2 separate regions of the Homo sapiens genome follow, and region 2 is linked to region 1. The links are chromatin contacts, found by Hi-C in ENCODE. All regions are on one chromosome and are shown on one strand. The core of a region is the stretch at or near the end of the contact, and the rest is flanking DNA. Distances in the headings are between cores, read along the strand shown. Region 1 holds the start of NR1H2 (nuclear receptor subfamily 1 group H member 2). Region 2 holds the start of LENG8 (leukocyte receptor cluster member 8).

What was found. A loop is a pair of places that touch in the nucleus more often than their neighbours do. Pooled maps may share reads with other maps.
Region 2: a pooled map shows a loop between it and region 1 (5-fold over the local background). The contact joins the promoter of LENG8 here to the promoter of NR1H2 in region 1. A Hi-C loop is called at or near these places in 7 of 50 pooled maps.

Annotation. Positions count from the first base shown.
Region 1 is chr19:50,370,387-50,377,706 of GRCh38, reverse strand. NR1H2 (nuclear receptor subfamily 1 group H member 2) reads right to left here and starts at 1,250. Exons shown (of 10, transcript NM_007121.7): 1 at 1,131-1,250; 2 at 881-988; 3 at 59-120. The coding sequence starts at 101. It overlaps LOC105372437 (a long non-coding RNA gene), which reads right to left. Exons shown (of 4, transcript XR_007067299.1): 4 at 4,331-4,836. RefSeq lists a silencer at 620-709 and an enhancer at 530-1,341.
Region 2 is chr19:54,445,653-54,452,972 of GRCh38, reverse strand. It overlaps LENG8 (leukocyte receptor cluster member 8), which reads right to left and starts at 3,774. Exons shown (of 16, transcript NM_052925.4): 1 at 3,663-3,774; 2 at 1,591-1,683; 3 at 706-880; 4 at 221-322. The coding sequence starts at 1,628. LENG8-AS1 (LENG8 antisense RNA 1) reads left to right here and starts at 3,935. Exons shown (of 3, transcript NR_126418.1): 1 at 3,935-4,411; 2 at 4,758-4,808. RefSeq lists an enhancer at 3,117-4,024.

The DNA.
Region 1 (7,320 bases), core at 1-2,500:
GTACAGTGAGCTTCTGCTCGTGTGTGATAAGGGCTGGGTGGGGAAGAGAGTCACTCACCAGGCAGGGGGGTATCCAGGGAACTCGTGGTAGGAGAGGACATGGTGGGGTCACGGAGCAGCCTGTAGAATACAGGGGATTGAGAGCCTTGTGGGGCTAAGAAGGGTTAGGTTAGGTCAGTTACAGGTCCTGACAGGGCTTTCCCTTTTTTTTCCATCTCTCCAAAGACCCTACTCTCAGCCACAACCCTGGTTCCTGCCAGCCTACAAACCCTCCCCATCCTTCTAACAAGACCTGCCCCCTTCTGTTCCACGCCAGCCTTCAGCTTGGTCTTAAGCCCCGCCCCTGCTGTAGGCCCCGCCCCCTCAGGTCCAATCCACCTGCTTTTTCTAGGTAGGGCCCATTCTCCTTTAATCATGCTCTGCCTTCACGGCCTCCATGCCATGTAGTTTCCCCCCACCTCCTCTTCTTAAGACTCTACCTCACTTCTGCCCCAAGCATCCCTATTTCTCATTCTGACCCCACCTCCTCCTACTATGCTCCGCCCTCAACCTTCCAGGTTCAGCCCCTAAAGCCCCCATCATGGGCCTCCCAACACCTTGCCCCGCCCCATATGCATCCCTCCCTCCAAGCCTCACCCCCACAACCTCGCTCCAGGTCCCCATCCCCTCCCATCATGCCCCGCCCCCGCCCCGCCTCCTCCCTTCCTACTGCACCCCCACAACCTCGCTCCAGGCCCCGCCACATCTCCTCCCATCATGCCCCGCCCCCAGCCCCGCCTCCTCCCTTCATGCCCCGCCCCCGCACCGCGCTGCAGGTCCCGCCCCATCACCTCCCATCATGCCCCGCCCCGCCTCCTCCATTCATGCTCCGCCCTCGCACCTCTCTCCAGGTCCCGCCCCTCTCCAAGCAACAGCGGGGGGCGGGGCTCATGGCTGCGCGCGGGGGTCTCGTGGACGGCCTCTCGCGGAGTGAACTACTCCTGTTGCCCTGGAAACAGCCGCGGGAGGCGCGAATTACCGAGGGGAGGAAATGGAAGGAGAGAAGGGGGCAGAGCGGAGTACGCGGGGAGCGCCGAGAAGCCCCGGGTTCGGGGCTCCTCCTGCGTCTCCCCACTCTCGGGTGCACCTACCTGGGTTCCCTTGCTCTGCTTTTCTTCGTCCTCCTCTTTAGCCCCTGACACACCGCCGCTACTCAAATACCCTCAAAAGTAACTTCGCCACTTCTTCCGGCAACCCCGCCCTTGCGTCACGTCCGGAAGAGGGGCGGAGCGTGAAACTTGACGAACTTCCGGTCCGCTTAGGACCAGCCGAAGCTGCTGCCCCGCACGGAAGTTGGAAACTCACCGGAAGTTTACCGGGTAGATCTACTGGGACTTGGCAGAAGAGTTCCGAACCCATTTCCTCGCTTCTTGGGAGCCAAACCTCCAGCCCCGCGCTTTGTGGCTTTAGCTCATTCATGCGCTTCTCTGAGCCTGCGGCCAAACCCTAGCTATAGCTGCTTGTCGCACATGACTGATTTAAGGCACGTTTGCACTTTTTTGGTCGTTACAAGTTTTCTGATTTTGGAGTCGTGCTGCTTGTTAGTTTTATTTATTTTTATTTATTTATTTGGAGAGGTCTCACTCTGTCACCCCAGACTGGAGTGCAGTGGTGTGATCTCAGCTCACTCCAGCCTCTGCGTCCTGGGTTCAAGAGATTCTCTTGCCTCACCCTCCCAAGTAACTGGGATTACAGGCATGTGCCACCACGCCCGGCTCATTTTTTTGTATTTTTAGTAGAGACAGGGTTTCGCCATGTTGGCGAGGCTGGTCTCGAACTCCTGACTTCAAATGATCCGCCTGCCTCGGCCTCCCAAAGTGCTGGGATTACAGGCGTGAGCTGCGGCACCGGGCTTATTTTTACTTTTTTTTTTTTGAGATGGAGTCTCACTCTGTTGCCCAGGCTGGAGTGCAGTGCCGCGATCTCAGCTAACTGCAACTTCCGCCTCCTGGGTTCAAGCGATTCTCCTGCCTCAGCCTCCCTTGTAGCTGGGATTACAGGTGCCCACCACCACGGCCGGCTAATTTTTCTATTTTTAGTAGAGATGGGGTTTCACCATGTTTGCCAGGCTGGTATCGAACTCCTGACCTCAGGCAATCCACCTACCTCGGCCTTCCAGAGTGTTGGGATTACAGGCGTGAGCCGCTGTGCCTGGCCAGATTTGAGATGTCAGAATTTTCTCATTGTTAAAATTTTGCAAAAATGGTTTCAATAACTTGGTGATTGGAAGAATTAAAAAAGCTCAGTCTCGGACCGGGCGCGGTGGCTCACGCCTGTAATCCCAGCACTTTGGGAGGCCGAGGTGGGCAGATCACCTGAGGTCGGGAGTTTGAGATCAGCCTGACCAACATGGAGAAACTCCGTCTCTACTAAAAATACAAAATTAGCCAGGCATGGTGGCGGGCGCCTGTAATCCCAGCTACTCGGGAGAGGCTGAGGCAGGAGAATCGCTTGAACCCAGGAGGCGGAGGTTGCGGTGAGCCGAGGTTGCGGTGAGCCGAGATTGCGCCATTGCACTCCAGTCTGGGTAACAAGAGCGAAACTCCGTCTCAAAAATAAAATGCAATAAAAATAAAGGAATAAAAGAATGGCTACTCCAGGTAGAGCAGCGGCTTGGGCTGTTCACTGTGATTATACTTATAGTTATTTCTTGATTATATACTAAACAACGGGTGGATTATTCATGAGTTTTCCAGGAAAAGGGTAGGCAATTCTCAGAATTGAGGGTTCCTCCCCCGTTTAGACCATATAGGGGAACTTCCTGACGTTGCCATGGCATTTGTAAGCTGTCATCGTGCTGGTGGGTGTGACTTTTAGCATGCTAATGCGTTATAATTAGTGTATAATGAGCCATGAGGACGGCTAGAGGTCACTCTCATCGCCATCTTGGTTTTGCTGGGATCTGGCTGACTTCTTTACTGCATATGCTGTTTTATCAGCAAGCTCTTTGTGACCCGTATCTTGTGCCAACCTCCTATCCTATCTCATCCTGTGACTAAGAATGCCTTAACCTCCTGGGAACGCAGCCCAGTAGGTCTCAGCCTTATTTTACCAAGCTCCTATTCAAGACAGAATCGCTGTGGTTGGAATGCCTCTGACATATGTGTATGCCTTTATAAAAAAGAAATGGGACTATGTGATCCATGCTCTTCTGTAACTTATTATGTCTACTCAGGCCCATCGTTTGAGATTGTGGAATTTTCCACCTAGGGATGTTAGAAGCGAAACAAGTGATTAACATGAGCGTTGGAAATGGCAGAACCTGGTGTCTCTGTCACTTCCTTCCTGTGTAACACTGAGCCCAGTTCCTTAACCTCCCCGTGCCTCAGTTTCCTTGCCTGTAAATTGCAAACAGGAGTGAGAAAGCCGGGCATGGTGGCTCATGCCTGTAATCCCAGCACTTTGGGAGGCCAAGGCAGGTGGATCACCTGAGATCAGGAGTTCGAGACTAGCCTGACCAACTTGCTGAAACCTGGTCTCTACTAAAAATATAAAATTAGCCGGGCATGGTGGCGGGCACCTGTAATCCCAGCTACTCAGGAGGCTGAGGCAGGAGAATTGAACCCGGGAGACAGAGGTTGTGGTGAGCCAAGATCTTGCCATTGCATTCCACCCTGGGCAGCAGGAGCAAAACTGCATCTCAAAAATAAAAAAATAAAGGCAGGGCACGGTGGCTCACGCCTGTAATCCCAGCACTTTGGGAGGCCAAGGCAGGTGGATCACAAGGTCAGGAGTTCAAGACCAGCCTGACCAACACCATGAAACCCCATCTCTACTAAAAAAAATACAAAAAAAATAGCCAGGCGTGGTGGTACGTGCCTGTAATCCCAGCTACTTGGGAGGCTGAGACAGAAGAATCACTTGAACCCAGGAGGCGGAGGTTGCAGTGAGCCGAGAACGCGCCACTGCACTCCAGCCTGGCAACAGAGTAAGACTCCGTCTCAAAATAAATAAATAAATAAACAAATAAATAAAAATAAAAAAATTAAAAAGAGTGAGACAGGAGGCTAGGCACAGTGGTTCATGCCAGTAATCCCAGCATTTTGGAAGGCTGAGGCAGGCAGATCACGATGTCAGGAGATGGAGACCATCCTGGCCAACATGGTGAAACCCCATCTCAACTAAAAATACAAAAATTAGCTGGGCGTGGTGGCACGTGCCTGTAATCCCAACTACTTGGGAGGCTGAGGCAGGAGAATCTCTTGAACCAAGGAGTCAGAGGTTGCAGTGAGCCGAGATCGCGCCACTGCACTCCAGCCTACCGACAGACTGAAACTCTATCTCAAAAAAAAAAAAAAAAAAAAAAAGCGAGACAGGAATAACACAGGGTAGTCACAGGAGAATAGAAAATTCCAGGCAGCAGTTTCACATGACTAGCAAAAGGAAACTGTTGAAATAGTTGCAGCAGGTGGGGGCTGATAAGACTCTTGAAAACCCTAGGTGTGGACCAACCTGGCTAAGACACATTGGACCCAACAAGGCCCTACATATGACCTAGGTCTCACCTAGGACCTCGTTATATGCTCATTAACATAAACACACACCCACCAGCACCAGGACGGTTACAGGAACACCCATATTTGGTGTAAAAGTGGGTGGCACCACAGTTCTCAAAAATCTCCTTTTTCTAGGAATCTTCATGAATATTCCACTCCTTGATTAAAGAAATCCATAGTACATACCTGTAGTCCCAGCTACTCAGGAGACTGAGGCAGGAGAATCGCTGGAACCCGTGAGGCGGAGGTTGCAGTGAGCCAAGATCGTGCCACTGCACTCCAGCCTGGGGACAGAGCAAGACTGTCTCAAAACAAAAAGAGAGAAACCCATTAAGGTAGCAGCCCCAAACCCCCCCTGCAGGAGACTCTCTCTGGAGTCCACCTGTACTCCTCTTTGTTGAGTGTGTACTTTTCACTTTGCAATACATCTTTGTACTTTCAGTATTTTCCCACTTGTCCTCAAGTTCCTTCCCGAGATGGTGTCAAGAGCCTGGACATTGGCTGGGGTGGAGGTCCCACACCAGCATATGGGGACTTCCCCTAGCCCACCGGGATCAAGAGTATGACCTTGTTGCCTTACTCTTATGACTAAATGAGGTAAAAGCATAAACAGGGTGGGTTTCAAATGAGGTGCCTGATATGGTGGAACTGTATTTATATTTATTTATTTATTTATTTATTTTTTTAAGATAAGATCTCACTCTGTCGCCCAGGCTGGAGTGCAGTGGTGCCATCTTGGCTTATTGCAGCCCTGACCTCCTGGGCTCAGGTGATCCTCCCACCTCAGCCTCCAGAGTATGTGGGACCGCAGGCATGAGCCACCACACCCAGCTAAGTTTTTACATTTTTGTTAGAGATGGGGTTTCGCCACGTTGCCTAGGCTGTTCTTGAACTCATGGACTCAGGCGATCTGCCCACCTTGGCCTCCCAAGGTGCCGGGATTACAGGCATGAGCCTCTCATCCAGCCTGTATTGATTCTTGTGGCTGTTAAAGTAGTTCTAAGTTTCCACTGTTAGAAAAGTGCAAGAGTCCTGAAATAGGCTGAAGAGGAATTACAACACTTTTGGGACGAGTCACATTGCACTCAGTCTCGGTTGACCTACTGGTAAATAGGATAAATCGTTCTTCCTTTTTTCTTTGAGTTTTGCTCTTGTCACCCAGGCTAGAGTGCAGTGGCCCAATCTTGGTTCACTGCAACTTCTGCCTCCCGGGTTCAAGTTATTCTCCTGCCTCAGCCTCCTGAGTAGCTGGGATCACGGGTGCGCACCACCATGCCCGGCTAATTTTTGTGTTTTTAGTAGAGACGGGGTTTCACCATGTTGGGCAGGCTGGTTTCAAACTCCTGACATCAAGTGATCCACTCATCTCAGCCTCCCAAAGTGCTGGGATTACAGGCATGAGCCACCACGCCCGGCTTTGTTCTTATTTATTTATTTATTTATTTATTTGAGACAGAGTTTACTCTAGTACAGTGGCGTGATCTCGGCTCACTGCAACCTCTGCCTGCCGGGTTCACGCCATTCTCCTGCCTCAGCCTCCTGACTAGCTGGGACTACAGGCACCTGCCACCACGCCCGGCTAATTTTTTGTATTTTTAATAGAGACAGGGTTTCATCATGTTGGCCAGGCTGGTCTCGAACTCCCGACCTCAGGCAATCCACCCACCTCGGCCTCTCAAAGTGCAGGAATTACAGGCGTGTGCTGCCGTGCCCGGCCTCTTGTTCTTATTTCTTATGAAGGGTATGAGGATCCCGGAAGCGCAGTGCCTGGCATACAGAAGCACTCGGTCACTGGCAGTTTTGTTGTCTGAAGGTAGCTGTGGACCAAGGTTCTCATTTGTAAGTAACCCAATATTCTCTAATTTTTTTGGTAATAGCTTTATTGAGATTTGGTTCACACACCAAACAATTCAGCACTTTCAAGTACAATTTAATGGTTTTTAGCAAGTTCACGGGTTGTGCAACCACCACCATAACCAATTTTAGAACATTTTGGTCAGTCCACAAAGAAACCCCATTCCCATAAGCAGATATACCCGTTGGCCACGGTGGCTCACACCTGTAATCCCAGCACTTTGGAAGGCCAAGGAGGGCAGATCACAAGGTCAAGAGATTGAGACCATCCTAGCCAACAAGGCGAAACCCCGTCGCTACAAAAATACAAAAATTAGCCGAGTATGGTGGCAGGCACCTGAAATCCCAGCTACTCAGGAGGCTGAGGCAGGAGAATCGCTTGAACCCAGGAGGCAGAGGTTGCAGTGAGCCTAGATCACGCCACTACCCTCCAGCCTGGCAACAGACCTAGACTCCATCTCAAACAAACAAAAAACAGTTATACCCAATTCTCCCACCCTTTTCTTCCAGCTTGAGGCAGCCATTAATCTATATCTGGCTGAGTGAGGTGGCTCATGCCTGTAACCCCAGCACTTCGGGAGGCCAATGCTGGAGGATTGTTTGAGCCCAGGAGTTTGAGACCAATCTGGGCAACATAGGGAGACACCCCCACCCCCATCTCTACAAAAAATTAAAAACTAAGCCATGCAGGGTAGCGAATGCCTCTTGTCCCAGCTACTCAGGAGGCTGAGATGGGAGGATCACTTGTGCCCAGGAGGTTGAGGTTGCAGTGAGCCATAATGGTACCACTGCTCTCCAGCCTGGGTGACAAAGCAAGGCTCTGTTTCAAAAAAAGAAAAAATTATATGACTTTATGGAATTTTCCTATTCTAGACATTTCCTATAAATGGATCGTTGGAATATGTAGCTCTTTGTGACTGGCATCTCTCAC
Region 2 (7,320 bases), core at 2,525-5,024, 4.1 Mb before region 1:
GAGGAGAGAAGGGACCAGAACCGGGTATGTAGGACCTTGTGGCTCATGGCGGGGACCTAGGAATTTACCTCCTGGGCAAGTTAGAGGGTTTCTGAGCAGTTATCACTGCGATCTCCAGTCCATCCACCACCCAGCCCCATCCCGGCAGACTCCACTTCACCTCGCCCCGACCCAGCAGACTCCACCTCGCCCTGCCCCGCCCCACTGGCTGGGCACTCACCATGGGATAGTAGTAGCTGTAGGGGTAGGCATAGTTGTACTGCTGGTACCACTGGTAGTACTGCTGCTGCTGCAAAGCTGAGGCTTCTGCCTGGGACACGTACTGTGGAAGCAGAGGCACATGTGCCGTCAGCAGCCCAAATCCACAGGCACACGGCCCCCAAAGGGCAAGCCTGTTTACTGGTGGCCAATTGCCAAGGGATGAAACTGGGTCCATGTATCTGCAAAGTGAGCCACTGTCTCTACCATGAGACTCACGCACGTTAGAGACCAGGGGCATGGGCATGGCCTCCCTCTTCAGAACCACATCACGCCCTAATTTCCTCAAGGAAACAGAACTTTTTCCCGTTCAGATTTAGATACCCTGGAACGTCTTTTCATGTTTCCCCTCAGAGCACCCCGTCTGAATGATACAACAGGACGCCAGACTGTGTCCCTCCCACAACCTCTGGCTCAGGGTACCCCAGCCCCATGAGGCCTTCTCACCTGTGCACTGGCCACAGGCCCATTGCTGCTGGACTTGGCAGAGCCGCCGGCAGCTCCTGACTTGCTGATGCTGGCCAGGGCCTGACGGGCCTTCTCCCACTCCGGGTTCTCGTGCATCGGCGTCTCCATGCCATTCTCTCGGCCTGCCCCAGCCACCATGCTGTACTGAGAAGACCTGCAGAGAGAGAGGACATCAAGTCACACCTGTTCTCCCCACTGTACACAGGTGGGCAAGTTGGGAGGCAAATTCCAGCCCCTGGATCCCATATCTAACTGTTACTACCAGTCTAAGCCTAAGTTTTCTAATCTGTACTATGCTGATAAAGGGTTTCTGCTTCAGAGTCTGCTGGGAGGGATAAATGAGATCACCTACTTAAGGTACTTATCCCAGAGCCTGGCACACAGCAGTTGTTAAAACCAAACAAACAAAACAATTAACAGAACCCACAGAACTGAACACAGGCCTTGGCACCTCCTAGGGCTATGTCTTTCATGAATCAATGAATTCTGTCTGACATCACCCCAGTCGGCAGGTTATCACACTATTTTGAGAAAAAATAAGGAATCAGCAGAAAAACAAATAAATGACTGTGTATTGAGTGTTGGGAAGCTGCCTCCTAATTACACTTGCTTGAATGAATCATCACAATTCTGCAAAGCAAGCGCTGTACTGTGAAAAACGAAAGCTCAGAGAGGTGAAAGCTTGCCCCTCTCCACACCACAACCAAATGCTTCCCTCTGTGTTTGCCTCACCACCACCCCCACCCACAGGGATTGTGGCATCACCTCCCCTAAGGCCACGGGAGGTCCCACCCCAGAGGACAGCACTGGGTCTTGCTTCCTCTTTCCCTCCCGACTGGCCTCCATCCCTCTCGCCTCACTAACCAATCTGTGCTACGTTGATCACCCACGTTGGCCGCCATCTGGACCTTGGGGTATAAGGGGTGGACCTCGGGAGCCAGACTGCTTTTTCACTGTCTATGAGAAAAAGAATGAGTTAGGGAGACTTAAGGGGGAGCTAAAAACACGTCACAAAGTGGGGAAGAAAAGTAGATGGACTCAAGAGAAGCCGGGCAGAAAAGGGGAGGCTGACTGAAAAGCCACTGGGGTCAAGGATCTGAAGAGTTCTGGGTGTGGACTAGAAAGGCTGGAGTGAGGGGAAGCCCCTGGCCCCTTTGTAGAGCTCCAGGTGGAAAACGAAGGATTTGGAAACAGGGAAGCCAGAGCAGACTTCCCAAAGGGAAGGAGAAGGGTCTGAAACCCATGTGAGCAAAGAGAGGCTGTGATGAAAGGTCCAGAGGGTAGGGGTGCCTCCATCAAGGGGAAAAGGTCTACAAAAAATTCTAGGGGCCAGGCGCGGTGGCTCACGCCTGTAATCCCAGCACTTTGAGAGGCCAAGGCGGGCAGGTCACCTGAGGTCGGGAGTTCGAGACCAGCCTAACCAACATGGAGTAACCACGTCTCTACTAAAAATACCAAATTAGCTGGGCATGGTGGCATATGCCTGTAATCCCAGCTACTAGGGAGGCCGAGGCAGGAGAATCGCTTGAACACGGGAGGCGGAGGGCGGTAAGCTGAGACTGCGCCATTGCTCTCCAGCCTGGGCAACAAGAGCGAAACTCTGTCTCAAAAAAAAAAAAAAAAAAAAAGCTAGGGAGTACGGGTTGTGAAAGGAACCTGAACCAAGAGGATGGATGCTATAATGAGAAGAGTCTGAGGGAACCCTTAAGGCTGAGAGGGTGGAAAGGTTTCCGAGAACTCTGTGAAAAGGGAGGCCTTTCAGGGAGCATCGAGGGGGCTGGAAGAATATTGGAGAAGAGAAGAAAATTTTGAGAGGAAAAGGGGATTTTCCGGAAGTTAACCCTGGAAGCAAGTGGTCGTTGAGCGTTCCTGAGAATGCCAACGTGAACCCCAACGTGAAGAAATGGGTTCTTAGCACTGACAGACTGATTTCAAAAAGGTCTCCGAAGGGCAGTAAAGAGACCTACGTGGGAGTCCTCAGTGGGACTACCCCTGCCTGCTTCCACGGGAGGTTCCCGGAAGCAGGGGTAGGGCTGGGAGAGAAAAGGGATCACCGTGGTTGGGTGTCTGGACATAAAGCTTTGGGAATGCCAAAGAAGACCCAAAACATGTTCAACGAATTAAGAGTGGGGTACAGAGAGAATTGGAAGAAAAGTGGAGTGTCTCCGGAGCAAGGATTCAGGAGCCTAAACTCCCGAGAGGGAGTAACTGATAAGTAGGATAATTAATCCCGCAGGAGAACCGGAATTCCCACGAGTTGACGGGATAGGAACGGGAGTCTGGAGCTGGGGAAAAGCCCTAGAAACGCAAAGGCTTAACTTAAACAGGACACAGGGCGTGGGTGGAGACGAGGGATCGTGGCGGGGACACAGGAAGAGGAGCCCCAGGGCAGAAGGGAGATTAGAGGTAAGGTCAGGAGTTGGGGGCTGGACAGAGGACTCCCGGACGGGTCTCAAGAACAGAGACAGGCATCAGACGCGAGGCCTGAGGTCCCGGGAGCACCTGGCCGTCCCGCAGGCTGGGCGAAGGCAAAGGAGGACGCCGGGTGGAGGAGGCCGCTCGGATCCCCACGACTAGCCACGGAGCCACTGCCCAGGCCGCGCCTGCGCACCACGCCCCAGAAAGACGCGCAGGAGCCGCCCGTCGCCCGGGGCAACACCCGGTCAACGGCGAGTGAGGGGCGCCCCGGGGCCCCGAGAACTCCAAGGGAGAGGAACGGAAATTAGAAGACGACGGCGCACGCGCGCTAGTGCCCGAACGCGCGGCCCCAGGCCCGGTGCGCAGGCGCAGTGGCTGCCCCTGCGCCGCCACACCCTGTCGACGCTCGCGCGCGGCGTCTGCTGCTGCGACGGCCGAGAAGGCCTCGGGGCTCGCGGGGCGCAAGACCAAAAGGAGATGCTATCCCCGCCCGCCTGCTCGCCTGCCGCTCCCCTTACCAACCAGGATCCTTCGCTGCAGGGACACGCCAACAACCACCCAGGCGATCAGCAACACGGCCACGACACCGCTGTGCCACCCGGCTGGCTCTGGTCTTCTTTGGCTTCGACGTCCTGACCGCGGCGTCCTGACGTCACGCGGCGGCCTTGCACCGCCTCCCTCGGCCCTGCACAGCCAATGAACGCCACGAGCTGCGCTTGAGCCCGCCTTCCTGCCCACGCACTTACGCATGAACATTTTAAGGCAGACCGGAAGTCTGGGTGGGGACGGTGGCCCCGAGGAGACAAGCGTGGCCGCATTAGCTCTTTCTGCCTCCCACGCAGCCTTATTTTTTTTATTGTTGTTTTCTTGTTGCTGTTGTTGTTGTTCTCGGAGACGGAGTCTTGCTCTTGCTCTGTCGTCGCCCACGATAGAGTACAGTGGCGTGATCTCTGCTCACTGCAACCTCCGCCTCCTGGGTTCAAACAATTCTGCCTCAGCCTCCGGAGTAGCTGGGATTACAGGCGCGCGCCACTATGCCCGGCTAATTTTTGTGTTTTTAGTAAAGACGGGGTTTCACCATGTCGGCCAGGCTGTTCTCGAACTCCTGACCTCGTGATCCCTCCGTCTCGGCTTCCCAAAGTGCTGGGATTACGGGCGTGAGCCACCGTGCCCGGCCGCAGCCTTGTTTTGACTGAGTCAGTGGGAGCCATTACTGTTCCTAAATGTAAACTGGCGTGACAGGAGTTCCGGGATTGTCCACAGCACGGTGATGTGGAAGCCCTGGGGAGAGAATGATAAAGAAAGGGGATGAGGAACAGCTCCACCCGGAAGAGCGGGCTTCCCTAGCAAATGAATCTGGAAGGGCGCAGGGGAGGGGGCACGGCGAGTTCAGATGGACCGAGGCTGGAAGCTGACGCGGTTGGAGGGGGATGGGTGTAGCTGTTGGCAGTGGCGCTGGGGTGGAAGTGTGTGGGGTCACAGATGTGTAAGGGTGGGCGCGGAGCAGACCCCCGAAGGTCCCTGAGGTCAGGCTGAGGCATTGGACCAAATCCGTACATAGGCATTTCTCTGAACTGCGCGCCACCTTTTGAGTGCCATCTGTTTCCGTCCAGGACTCTGATACAACTATCCAGTCCGCTGCAGGGACCGGTCACTGTGTCACAGTAAGTGGTGGGATTTAAGAGGCAGTTTTCCTCCTCATGTTCTACCATTATGAACGTCTAGCTTGAAAAATACATACCATTTTCATAACTACGTATTATTTTGTTAGTGCTAGCATAGTAGATCTTTTTCCGTTATTTTACTCTGTGGGGGGGGGGGGGTTTGTTTTGTTTTTGTTTTTGTTTTCTTTTTGGTACTAAGCTTTTTGTTCTGGAATAATTTTGGATTTATTCAAAACGTTGCAAAGACCGGGCGCGCTGGCTCACGCCTGTAATCCCAACACTTTGGGAGGCCGAGATGGGTGGATCACCTGGGGTCAGGAGTTCAAGATCAGCCTGGCCAACATGGTGAAGTCCCGTCTCTACTAAAAATACAGAAATTAGCTGGGCGTGGTGGCGCGTGCACCTGTAATCCCGGCTACTCGGGAGGCTGAGGCAGGAGAATCGCTTGAACCCAGGAGGCCAAGGTTGCAGTGAGCCGAGGTTACACCATTGCACTCCAGCCTGGGCAACAAGAGTGAAATTCTTGTCTCAAAAAAAAAAAAAAGAAAAGTTGCAAAGATCATAAGCAGTCCACCATGTTTTATGCCCACTTTCTTCTGATGCTGTCATCACAAGCACCAACAAAAGTGGTTTGTTGTAGATACTGACATGATGCATTACTGTAACTAAAACCCAGACTTTACTGGGATTTCACCACCTTTTCCTCCAATGTTTTCTTTACATGCCAGGGTACAAGCCAGGACCCACGTTCCATTTAGCTTCCTTTTACCTGTTGTATTTAGGGTGGGTTTCTTGTAGATAGCATGTAGTTGGATCTTGCTTTTTTTTGCCCAAGCGAACAGTCTCTGCCTTTTAAAAGAGGTGTTTATAACTGTACTTTTATTTTTTATGTCTTATTCTTTAGCATTCTGTACACAGATACAGCGATAAAATGAAATGACTGGAACTTAAATGTGAAAACTCTTTACAAGTAAGCCCACAATTAGATACATTTATCTTACATGTCAGGGAAAAAAATTATGTAAACAGGACAAATTATATCACAAAAGAATCCCAAAGTAGAAAAAATACCTAAGAAATGTGTCTAACCATGAAAAGTACTGTTCTCTTGGTGTCTTCACATCGTGTCTTCTGTGTACTTAAGTACAAAACATTGTTGCCTCTGATTAATGCACCCTGTACTTATTTTTCTGTTGTCCAGTTACATATTTGGTTGGTTCCAGGGCTATGTTCATGTAGCCATCCAGGCAAACCAGCACCCCTCCCTTAATCCACTTCAGAATTTTACCCCAACTGTCTGATGATGTGCTCTAAGAAGTCACTAGGGGATTGCTTTTCTTAAAAAATCTATTATTATTATTATTTTTTGAGACGGCTCTGTCGCCCAGGCTGGAGTGCAGTAGCACGATCTCAGCTCACTGCAACCTTTGCCTCCCAGGTTCAAGCAATTCTCTTTACAGGCGTGCACCACCACACCCAGCTAATTTTTGTATTTTTAGTGAAGACAGGGTTTCACAGTATCTGGAATTCCGGACCTCAGGTGACCCGCCCGCCTCTGCCTCCCAAAGTGCCGGGATTACAGGCATGAGCCACTGCGCCTGGCCAGTAGGGGGTTGCTTCTGAAAACTTATTTTAATAATCTTGGGTAGGCCAGGCGCGGTGGCTCATGCGTGTGATCCTAGCACTTTGGGAGGCCGAGGCGTGTGGATCACCTGAGGTCAGGAGTTCAAGACCAGCCTGGCCAACATGGCGAAACCCCGTCTCTACTAAAAATACAGAAAAATTAGCCGGGCATGGTGGCGCATGCCTGTAATCCCAGTTACTCATGAGGCTGAGGCAGGAGAATCGCTAGAACCCTGGGGGTGGAGGTTGCAGTGAGCCCAGATCATGCCATTGCACTCCAGCCTGGGAGACAGAGCGAAACTCTGTTTCAAAAAATAATAATCTTGGGGGGCAGGAAACCTAAGTCATAATCCCGGCTCTTTTACTTAACCAGCCGTATGACTTGGAAAACTCGTTTCCCTTCTCTCGGCTCCAGATTCCTCATCTTGCAGCTGGGATCCAGAGCTCTCACTCCAGGAGCCCAGTCACAGCAAAAACCAAAACTGTACTTTTTTTTTTTTTTTGAGACAGGGTTTCTCATTCTGTCACCCAGGCTGGAGTGCAATGATGTGATCTCTGTCTCAGCCCACAGCAGCTTCAACCTCCCAGGCTCAAGTGATCCTCCTGCCTCAGCTACGCAGTGTATGGTATTTTGTTACAACAACCAGAATGTAGTAAGACATTTATTGAAGGATATCTTGGTTCCTTCCAAGTTTTTGGCAGTGATAAAGAAAGCTGCCATAAACGTGCACGTGCAGATTTCTTTGTGGGCAGAAGTTTTCAACCCATCTGTGTAAATACTGGGGAGCAGTGTTGCTGGTTCATATTCTAAGAGTATGTTTAGGATTATGAGAGACCACCACACTGTCCTCCAAAGTAGCTGTACCATTCTGCATTGCCAGCACCAATG